Linked DNA regions of Homo sapiens: region 2 is linked to region 1. The links are chromatin contacts, found by Hi-C or POLR2A ChIA-PET in ENCODE. All regions are on one chromosome and are shown on one strand. Each heading gives the region's core, a stretch centred on a gene start or an enhancer-like site at or near the end of the contact. The rest is flanking DNA. Distances are from core to core; before and after follow the strand shown. Region 1 overlaps RALGAPA2 (Ral GTPase activating protein catalytic subunit alpha 2). Region 2 has its middle 110 kb from the start of RALGAPA2.

What was found. Hi-C counts contacts between places; a loop is a spot of excess contacts on that map. ChIA-PET counts read pairs that join two places held with the same protein, here RNA polymerase II (POLR2A). Pooled maps may share reads with other maps.
Region 2: a loop to region 1 is called in a map of motor neuron, with 3 times the contacts of the local background. The contact joins two enhancer-like sites. A Hi-C loop is called at or near these places in 7 of 168 maps with a recorded cell type or tissue (HL-60/S4, mammary epithelial cell, motor neuron and 3 more) and 4 of 50 pooled maps. POLR2A ChIA-PET finds 5 or more read pairs at or near these places in 2 of 52 experiments (CD4-positive, alpha-beta T cell and naive thymus-derived CD4-positive, alpha-beta T cell).

Annotation. Positions count from the first base shown.
Region 1 is chr20:20,678,595-20,683,444 of GRCh38, forward strand. RALGAPA2 (Ral GTPase activating protein catalytic subunit alpha 2) reads right to left here. Exons shown (of 40, transcript NM_020343.4): 2 at 2,097-2,207. Among named protein-coding and RNA genes, the nearest start is that of RALGAPA2, 32 kb to the right of the region's middle. Within about 2 kb of position 2,522, at least 3 of the 41 ENCODE cell types and tissues checked have a DNase peak (open chromatin) inside an H3K27ac peak, as active enhancers do.
Region 2 is chr20:20,822,254-20,827,103 of GRCh38, forward strand. No RefSeq gene overlaps it. Among named protein-coding and RNA genes, the nearest start is that of RALGAPA2, 110 kb to the left of the region's middle. Within about 2 kb of position 2,883, at least 2 of the 41 ENCODE cell types and tissues checked have a DNase peak (open chromatin) inside an H3K27ac peak, as active enhancers do.

The sequences.
Region 1 (4,850 bases), core at 1,272-3,771:
CAACTCACTTCCCCCAACACCTGCACCATTAGTTATCTCCCCCTCCAGCTGACCCACTCCTCAATCTGCAAACAGGCCAATGCATTCCTCAATAACCTTCCCGTGACCAGGGTGAGATACAATCTGTGTCTTCACATCAAACTTTCTGAAAGGATATTCTCATGGGTCACCTTCAACAGCTCACCGCCCTGTGACTCCATGTCCATCTGTTTGGCTTCCGACCTGCTCCTCACCTAGAACCTTTCTCTCCGCACTCACTAACAACCACACTGATGAGCTCTTACTCCCCAGCCCAGCTGCACCTCATGCACCAATAGGCTGACTCTACATGCCTTCAATTCTCTCTCCCCTGGTCCTCTGTGACAAAACCCTTTCCTGGTACCCCTCCTACTACTCCATCGCTTTCCTTTGCATATACCCAATAAAATAAGGAATTATCTAAAAGTTCTGACCATCACTCTCTTTCTCTGTATATACTTTTTCCCTTGGCAATAACACGATTTCACCTCTTTTCTCCCAAGCTCCAGTCACCTATATTGTACTGTCCAGCCAACACCTACACCAAGGTATCCCCCATGCACCTCAAACACAGACTGCCCAAAGCCACTCTCACCCTCCTGCCTTCCAAATCTGGCTCCCCTCCAGGGTTCCTGCGCTAATGGCACCTCACAAAGCAGACTCAGTGTCCTGAAAGCATCTTTGACTTCTCCCTTTCCCTTATAACCAAGTCTCATAGATGGTAGACCCACTGAGACACAACACTTTTCTTTTCCCTTAACTACTGCCTCCCTGGATCAGGCATCACCATCCCTCAGATGAATGACAGCATCAGCCTTCCAATTGGTGTTCTTGCCTCTGGTTCAATCGCTACTTTACAAGATACTTGTGATAGTAACAAACACTTTCAAGAGCTCTAACCACCTCCAGAACAAAGTCCAAACTCCTTAGCCTAGAATTCAAGGCTCCTTGCAAGCATTATCTAATTTCCTGCAAATCTCTTTCACACACCTTTGCTGCAAGAAAAAAAAAATGCATTTCCCATACATGTCGTAAGAACAGCCCTACCTTTACTCATGTTCTCCCCTCCAGCAGCAGTGCCGCTCTCTTCCACCTGAAATCCTGCTGTCCTTCAAGGTCCATTCCCAAGGCCACCTCTTCCCCAAAGCCTCATCTATATACTCAGCAGGAAGTCATCTCTCCCACTTCCCAAGAACCACAGAATTCTGTCTAAATCTCTCTTACAGAACAACTGACTTTTTAACTTTTTTCACAGTTATTTATGCATATGGCTTATTTTTTAAATAAATGAATGACATCTACTTCATAGAGCTGTGGGGATTCAGATTCAGCCCACAGACTACATGAAAATGAAAGAAGATGGTGACAGCAGCTACTACTTACTGACCATGGACTATGTGTCAAACTCTGTCCTAAAATGCTAGGATACCTGTGAACCTGTTTAACGCTGACAGGAGGAAGCCAGCTCAGAGACAGATTAATTTGCCCAAGGAGAAACAGCTAGAAGGGTGGGGCCAGGTTCCCAACCCAGTCTGGCTCCCCAGGCTACACTATCCTACCACTTAGGTGACAGGATGTATAATGTATACAGAACAGAATGTATAATGTGACCTTGTTGGTTTGATTTTCAAAGAATATAGTCACAAACATATATAAACATAATACATTAATAATATATCTGGAAGGAGATGCAGGAAATCTTTAATAGTGGTTGCCTCTGCAAGCAGGGCAAAACAGACACTTGAGTGTTCATTTCAGACCCTTTTATGGAATCTAAATTTTTTTAATAGTATGCATGTATTACTTTTCTTTCTTTTTCAGTAACTTACTCCTTTGAAAATCATGCTTTCTAAGGGTTCCTTCTGCTATTTTTGCTAGCCATGTGTTGTTCAATTAACATCCATATAAGTGAAAGCTCAAGAGAAACAAAGATGCCACCCTGTCCACCATGCTCTCACAGCTTTGCTAAAGGCTTGGCAAGAAAGAAAGCTTAAAAATGTATAATTTGTGGCTCATGATATATACAACTTATAAAAATGCCCGAATGTTTTTTAAAAAAAAACTACTGAAATGCTTACCTTTTAATTTCAAACTATTTTCCAGTGCTATAAAATTTTCATAGAAGATGAAATATATCTGAGAATAGTTGGTCTCAAAAAACTGCTTAAGATCATTTGCATCCACATTATCTGAAAAGAAAAAGTTTCCATTTATGACAATTCACTTTATAAAATCACAAGAATTTAGAAACAAACTTCTCAGAAAAGAAGGCAAGTACAACTAGTTTCATTCCCTTATAAGACAATACAAAACAAAACAGTATTCCTGTTTGTTTATTCTCCACCTAAGAGAGTTCTTACTTGAACCTTGAGTACCACCCACCACTCAGCCCTGCTCAGGAGACCGTGGAGCCAATTCAGGGAGGTCGGAGCTGACAGGAGCCAGCAACAACGGACCAGCTAGAAGGCTGGAGGTAAGCAGGGGCAGGTCTGGGGAGGGACATGACTTCCTGTTACGGGATGAGGAAGTAGAGGTTCATGGAGGAGGCAGTTTTTGACACAGGCCGTGAAGAGGGATGGGTTTGTACCTCTGAAAAACAACTTTGCTGGTGGAGCTCCTAAATGGACCAATCTCTGCTCCCTCCCCACCAACATAACTCTCTGGGCATGAAAAGAGAAACCAGCTCAAGTGAACTAGCACATGCTCCCCAACCACAAGCTTCTAGATGACCTGCCCCCACTCATGTATGGACACTGTAGGATCTACCATGTGTTCCTAGAGTTGCCCCTCTTGTACTAGACAGTTTTGCTAAACCACAGACTGCGGATAGATAGGCGGGGGTGTGGGGAACTTAGCACAGTGACAACTCCCACTGGGGCTGATTAGCAATACAGCCAGTTCTTCCAAGGGCCCCGATCAGCCAGGGTAAAACCTCACAATGCTGGGGGCTCAAAGTAGTTATCCACTGTCAACACACCTTTGTACATTTTCCTCAGTAAACAAGGTTGTTTGTGCCATTTACAGAGTACTGACCAAGGAGTTGGCACTTTGGGAGAATACACTAGCATCTGAGGAAAAGTAAAAACAGCTTTCTGGAGCCAGGCATTGTAGCTCACACCTATAATCCCAGCTACTTGGGAAGCTGAGGCAGGGTAATCGCCCGAACTCAGGAGTTTCCTGAGGCTACAGTGAGCTATGGTTGAGCCACTGCACTTCAGCCTGGGCAAGAGTGAAACCCCTGTCTCTTAAAAACAAAACAAAACAAAGCAAAAAACAAACAAACAAACAATAAAAAGCTTCCTTAAAATTCTGCAAGGATTACTCAAGAAAAAAATGTGTTGCTCTTCAGTCTGTAACAGTGTGGTACCAATTGCTTTTGCAGTCCTAACACTGTGAATCTATGTGAACATACATATTATGATTTTCAAATTATATAACGTTAGCAATAATGCAGATGATTCTGAAGAGTTGTTTTTCTCTGATAATTGTATAAGAGCTTTTCATGCAAAAATGTGCCCTGGCTCTTTGAAATAATGCATGTAAGGTGCTTATAAAGTCTTATGAGCTGCCAATTTCACACTATATTTACTGCACCAAAATAAAACTGGGCACACAGCTGTGAAAATTCCTAGCAAGGAACAAATTTACTGTGTGAAAGCAGGTAGCAATGAAACTAGTATCACCAACCCACATGAATATTAACCTTCCTATGATCTATACAATCTTGACAAGGAATCCTTGAGTGCCTTGTGGAGAATTTGCCAGTTCCAAGGAAGAGTTCAGTACACTTCAACTCTAATGCAAACTGCTAGCCCATCTACCACTAACTGAGCCCTCTTTCTGAAGCCAGCTTCACTCAGCTGGCTCCTACTCACCCTCACTAGTCAGCTAAAACATCCCCATCTTACCCCCAAGACTAGGTCTGCACCTCTGCTGTGTGGCCCCCACTCTATGCTTCCCTGTCACAGAACACATCACACTTTACTTAATTCTGGTGGAATTCTGATTGAATTCCTGACTTAATTCTGATGGAATAATCTGTCTCGTCTATGAGACATATTCCCTGCCCTCACAGAACCCACAGTCTATCTCGTGAATCATTATGTCCCATGCATCTAGCACAATATTTAGTTCAATATTTTCTTGAATTGAGAATCCATGAATTAGCCTACACATACAATGATAAAATAATGACTACAACTTATAAACCTACAGGGAAGAAATAGCCTAACCCTCAATCCTTGGGGCAATCAAAAGACAAATCTCATCTCATCTCTGCTGAGGACTTCTGATTTCCATCTGCAGCCCTGACATCTCCCACTGTGGGCTCTAGTCTCACAGACTGCTGCCAGCTGATTTCTCCACGTGAGGGTCTTAAAGGCCTCTCAAATTAAACACGTCCACAGGGAAGTCCTCCATCAGATCCTGTTCTTCCCTCTGGCTTTTCCGTCCCAGTAAGTTGGAACCTCCATCCACCCCGCTGCTCTGGCCAAAGCCTGGGCATCATTCCTCACTACCCATCCCCAGTATGCCATTCTGTTAGCCTGCCTTTAACACGTACGTGTTCCAGCCCTGGACTGCTTCTGCTCTCCACGGCCCTGCCTGGTCTGTGTGGCCATGAACCCTCACACAGGCTGTGACCTCTGCCCATTGCCTGGGTTCCCTGCTTCCACTCTTCTTCCATTCCCCATAGCGGCCAACTCGAATATTTAATAGAGTCAGTCAAATCAGACCACTCCTCCACTCAAAACCTTCCATCTGCCTCCAGTAGTACTTAAAATCCGAACTCTTTACCATGGCCGGGCAAGGCCCTGCCTGATTTCCCCCACTCA
Region 2 (4,850 bases), core at 1,633-4,132, 140 kb after region 1:
GTAGGACTCACACGGTTTCTCCTGGAAGAAGTGTTACCCCTCTAGGAACTGGGATCTTATAGACTAGTGCTGTCTGATAGAACTTTCTATGATGATGGAAATGTTCTATATCTGATTTGTCCAACATGGTAGATAATAACTATGTGTGGCCACTGAGCCCTTGAAATCTGGCTAGTGTGTCACGGAGAGTGAATTTTAAGGCCAGGCGTGGTGGCTCATGCCTGTAATCTCAGCATTTTGGGAGGCCAAGGTGGGGGGATTGCTTGAGCCCAGGAGTTTGAGACCAGCCTGGGCAACATAGTGAAATTCTGTCTCTACAAAAAATAAAAAGAAAATAAGCCAGGCATGGCTGAGGTGGGAGGATTGCCTGAGCCTGGAGGTTAAGGCTGCAGTGAGCTGTGATCATACCACTGCACTACAGCCTGAGTGACAGAGTGAAAGCCTGTCTCAATAAATAAATAAATCAACAAATATGTAAAGTGAATTTTAAACTTTATTTTAATTACTTTAAATTTAAATAGCTACATTGGGATAGTGGCTACTGTGTTGGCCAGTGCAGCTCTGTATCATCAGAACCTAAAGCTGCAGAGTACAATGCCCAAACTCCCCACCTGGGTCACTGGAGGTGATGGTGAGTAGGGCCACGCCTTAATATCCATGCCTTGGCTCTATCAATAGGGGACATGGCACCATGCCATGGTCTTTGATTCAGGGCATATACTACATCCCAGAGAATGCCACCCTATACCGGAAGGGCATCATCTCCAAGCTGGAGCCCCAGCTGTGCCTTCAGAAGGCTCTGGCATCACTTTCTCAGGCATCAGCTTGTGAGTGCTGCAGAGAGGACTACTAGACCCATGACCAAGTATCCCTCCTCTGCTGTGAAGTGGGTTGCTTGATCCGAGGTGGTGGTGAGTAAGCGGAGCTCCATGTTGGTGGATCAAATATTATAAGATGGATTGTGGTGCTGGCCAACACTCTACAGGCAGGGAAGCAGAATGTGTGTTGCCTCCAAGCAAGATGAATTGCTCCCCCTTCCAGAGTGAAGGGATCCAGTGTCATCAACTCGCCACCAACTCTTTCATCGGTCACTTTGAAAGATTAGGGGTTTGACTTTGGTTTCTGTGGCTCGCAAATTGGCCCTTTGGCTGTGGCAGTGGCTCAGCCTTGGCGAGTTGGAGCTCTTCTGTCTGGCACATGCAGAGCCTCCACCCCTGCCACCATGGCCTTTCCCTTTGTGAGCCCGTTGTGCCAGCACTGGGACAACCGATGGCAGAGGCTAGAACAGACAGCAGCTGACCGAGCCGTTCTCTCTCCTTGGCTGTGTCAAGCCTTTTCTGGGTTGTTTGCTCTCTGGCGGATATTAACATCTGTGCCAGGATCTTCACTGGGTGCCAACTTCCATAGACACAGTCACATGTCTCTTCCCCTCCGTGTTCTCAACCTTCCTCCTTCCAGGCCCTGACGAGCCCATCAAATCACACAAGACTGCCCAGGAGCCAATGTGGAGTCTGATTTCAGGATACTTCTCTTTCTACACTGCCTGAAGCCCTGCCCACTGCGAGAGCTTCCCCATTACCGCCGTCTCTCATGACCACCCTGAATGAGGCGGCCAGAGTACATCTGCAGCCAGTTTTTATTTTGTGCCCACATTTCAAGCTCACTCACCCCTGCACCAAGCTTAACCTTTCCCCTCCTCTGTCAGGTGATCACAAGGGACTCTCCCATGTGCCTCTGAGTGCGATCTGAGGGAAGGGCGCTGGTGTGGGGGTGATGGCACATGGGAGCGTGGGTCACAGCTCCATCACCAAATCGTTCCTCTCCTCATGTTCCTGCCCCTCGTTTATGTTGTGACTTGACCCTGGTTCTTGCTCTGGAATCCAGGAGGGAGGTGGGGACACAGCCTAGGGCAGGGATGTGCATGTTGTCTGGCAAGATAAAGGCTCAAGTGATCCCACAGGGAGCTCTGGAGCTAGGATGTCCCTTTGGCATCATCCTGAATTGAGGTGAGAGGACTGGCCCTTTTCCCTCCATATTGTCCAGACATTGGCTGCAAGCTGCCTCCCGAGAGAGTCACCACAACCTTGGCCAGGGTAGTCAATGCCCAGAGAAGCTCTCAGCTGTGAGCTGTGAGCAATGGCTCTCCCAGCAGCTGGGGGTGTGAGTGCCTCGCTCCAGAAGGGAGATCTAACTCTAGAATTCACCCAGCGCTCTGCTCTGTTCAGCCGCCAATAATACAGAGAAGATTCTACAGGCCTCCAGAGAGAAAAAAGAGGACTTAGAAAAAAATAAAATTAGAAAACAACATTTTATTTTTAAAAAAATTCCTTCCTTTTGTAAATGTTTGCTAAAATCATCCCTTAATCAGTTAAGGGATCAATTCAAAGACTACTGGTTGAGGTAGTACTAATTCTACTGTGTCAAAAACAACTCGCTTTACTAAAGTAAGCCTTGTAGGGGTAGGATTTGGGGTTGTCCTGTACAACTAACTGCTACCTGGAGTCCTCTACTTCCCCTCAAAGGAGAAAAAATAAGAACGAGAAAAAGAGCAGAGGCGGTACAGAGGAAGGATCACTCTGAAATGAGCAGAGGAACGCGTGGACCATGCAAGACTGTGGGGCTCCCCGTGGATCGCCCCGAAGTGCTCTGAATACCAAGCAATTCTTCAAAGTCTTATCACAAGACAGTGACCATCATGTATAGACAGCTTACATTTGTTGAGTAGGAAAGTGTCCCAGGGCCTGCTCCCTGCTCTGCCACACGTGGAGGCCCAGGGCTGGGGCTGTGTTCTGTGGGAGAAATCCGCGGGGTCGAGCTGGTGGGGAGACGCCTGGTAGGGCGAGGCGTTTGGTTTACTCTTGTGACTTTGGTCAACGCTCTGCAGGTTTGGCCGGCTCTTCTCTAGCGCCCTCTGCTGGAAAACGTCAGGAACTCTGTATTGAAAATACGTAATGAATATTTTTCAGTTTTTGGGCTTTTCTAGTGGGGAATTCCAGGTGCTCTCTCCAAAGCCCAGAGCCTCCCCAAGAGGAGCAGCTTTTACGAGACATTCTAGAAGGCAGAGAGGAGAATTCTGCTTCAGTCTGGTCTGAGAGGGGCCTGGGAGCCTCTCTGGTGGGTAAGAACCCAACTCTGGCACTGTCCCCCGCTGAGACTGTGAGCTGCGAGGGAGGCCGGGGTGCAGGCCTGCCTCCAGCGTGATTAGCTGTCTCAGGGGACAAATTCATCCCCAAGTACACCGTGAGGGGTTTCTGCCTCTCTTCCCATCTTGCTTTGAGGGTGGTAACAAGATTTATTCTTGAAATTGAAGGGGCTAAGTATTTTATACCAAACCTATAATTTGTTTTATTATTTTTTGAGACAGGGTCTCACTCTGTTGCCTAGGCTGGAGTGCAGCACTCACTGCATGCTCTATCGTGGCCTCGACCTCCCAGGCTCTGGTGATTCTTCCATCTCAGACTCCCAAGTAGCTGGGACTGCAGGCGCCCACCACTATGCCCCACTAATTTTTGTATTTTTATTTTATTTTTTGAGACAGAGTCTCACTCTGTCACCCAGGCTGGAGTGCAGCGGTGCAATCTTGGCTCACTGCAACCTCCGCCTCCCGGGTTCCAGCGATTCTCCTGCCTCAGCCTCCCAAGTAGCTAGAATTACAGGCACACACCACCATAGCCAAATAATTTTTGTATTTTCAGTAGAGCTAGGGTTTCACCATGTTGGCCAGGCTGGTCTCAAACTCCTGATCTCAGGTGATCCGACCGCCTCAGCCTCCCAAAATGCTGGGATTACAGGCATGAGCCACGGCGCCTGGCCATATTTTTGTAGTTTTAGTAGAGACGAGGTTTTGCCATGTTGGCCAGGTCTTGAACTCCCGGCCTCAAGTGATCCTTCCATCTTGGCCTCCCAAAGTGCTGAGATTACAGAAATGAACCACCGCGCCCGGCCTAGAATTTATTTTTATATCGGTCTTCCCAAGTGACAAGTGCTGTTCTATAGAACGCTCACTTGAAATTATGCACAGGGAACTTTTTGCTCAAAACAAAAGATCCCCATGTTCAAATACGACTCCTATGGAATGTGCTTGCGTGCCTCCTCTGGAGACTGTAAGCTTCAGGTGGAAGCTTGGAACTTAGGATTTCATTATTCTGTGGACGCAGGGATCGGTGGATGGATAGGAGGACAAACAAATGACACATTCCTTTTTTTTCTTTTTGCTCATTGTATTTTTTTAAAAAACATTTTAAGTCTACTGTACATACAGAAATATGAACAAATAATAATTGTATAGCTTGATGACGTTTCTCAAACTCACCTCTGCACCTGGATCCAGGAAGAGAACATCCCCAGACAGTCTCTCACACCGTCCCCCATGAAGGTGGCTACTCTCCTGATTCTAACAGCAAGGATTCCTGTGACCAGCTTTTGTCCTTTGCCCAGATAGAACTACGCGGTGTGTTCTCGTCAGTGTCTGGCTTTTTCGCTCCCTATCAGGAGTGTAAGATTTACCCACATTTTTGTGTGCATGGATTATAATTATGGCAGTGCAATCTCTTATCATAACAATTAGTTTGTGTTCTCCCAGAAGAGACCCTGAGCAAGGATCCTAGTGTAAGCAGTTTATTGGGTGACGAAGAAAACCCTGGCAAATGAGGTGAATTAGGAAGAGAGACAAGGAAAGGTAGGTGGCCAATAATAGGTGTGTTATATAGCAAATTACCACTGTGGGCACCTGGAGCTCAATCCCGCCGGTACCTCTGGGAGACGGTGTGGAGATGCCTCGGAGGGATGCAGGAGCTGTGTATTCACATCCAAGCTCCATACAGTCACTGGCTGATGGGCAAAGACTGTCT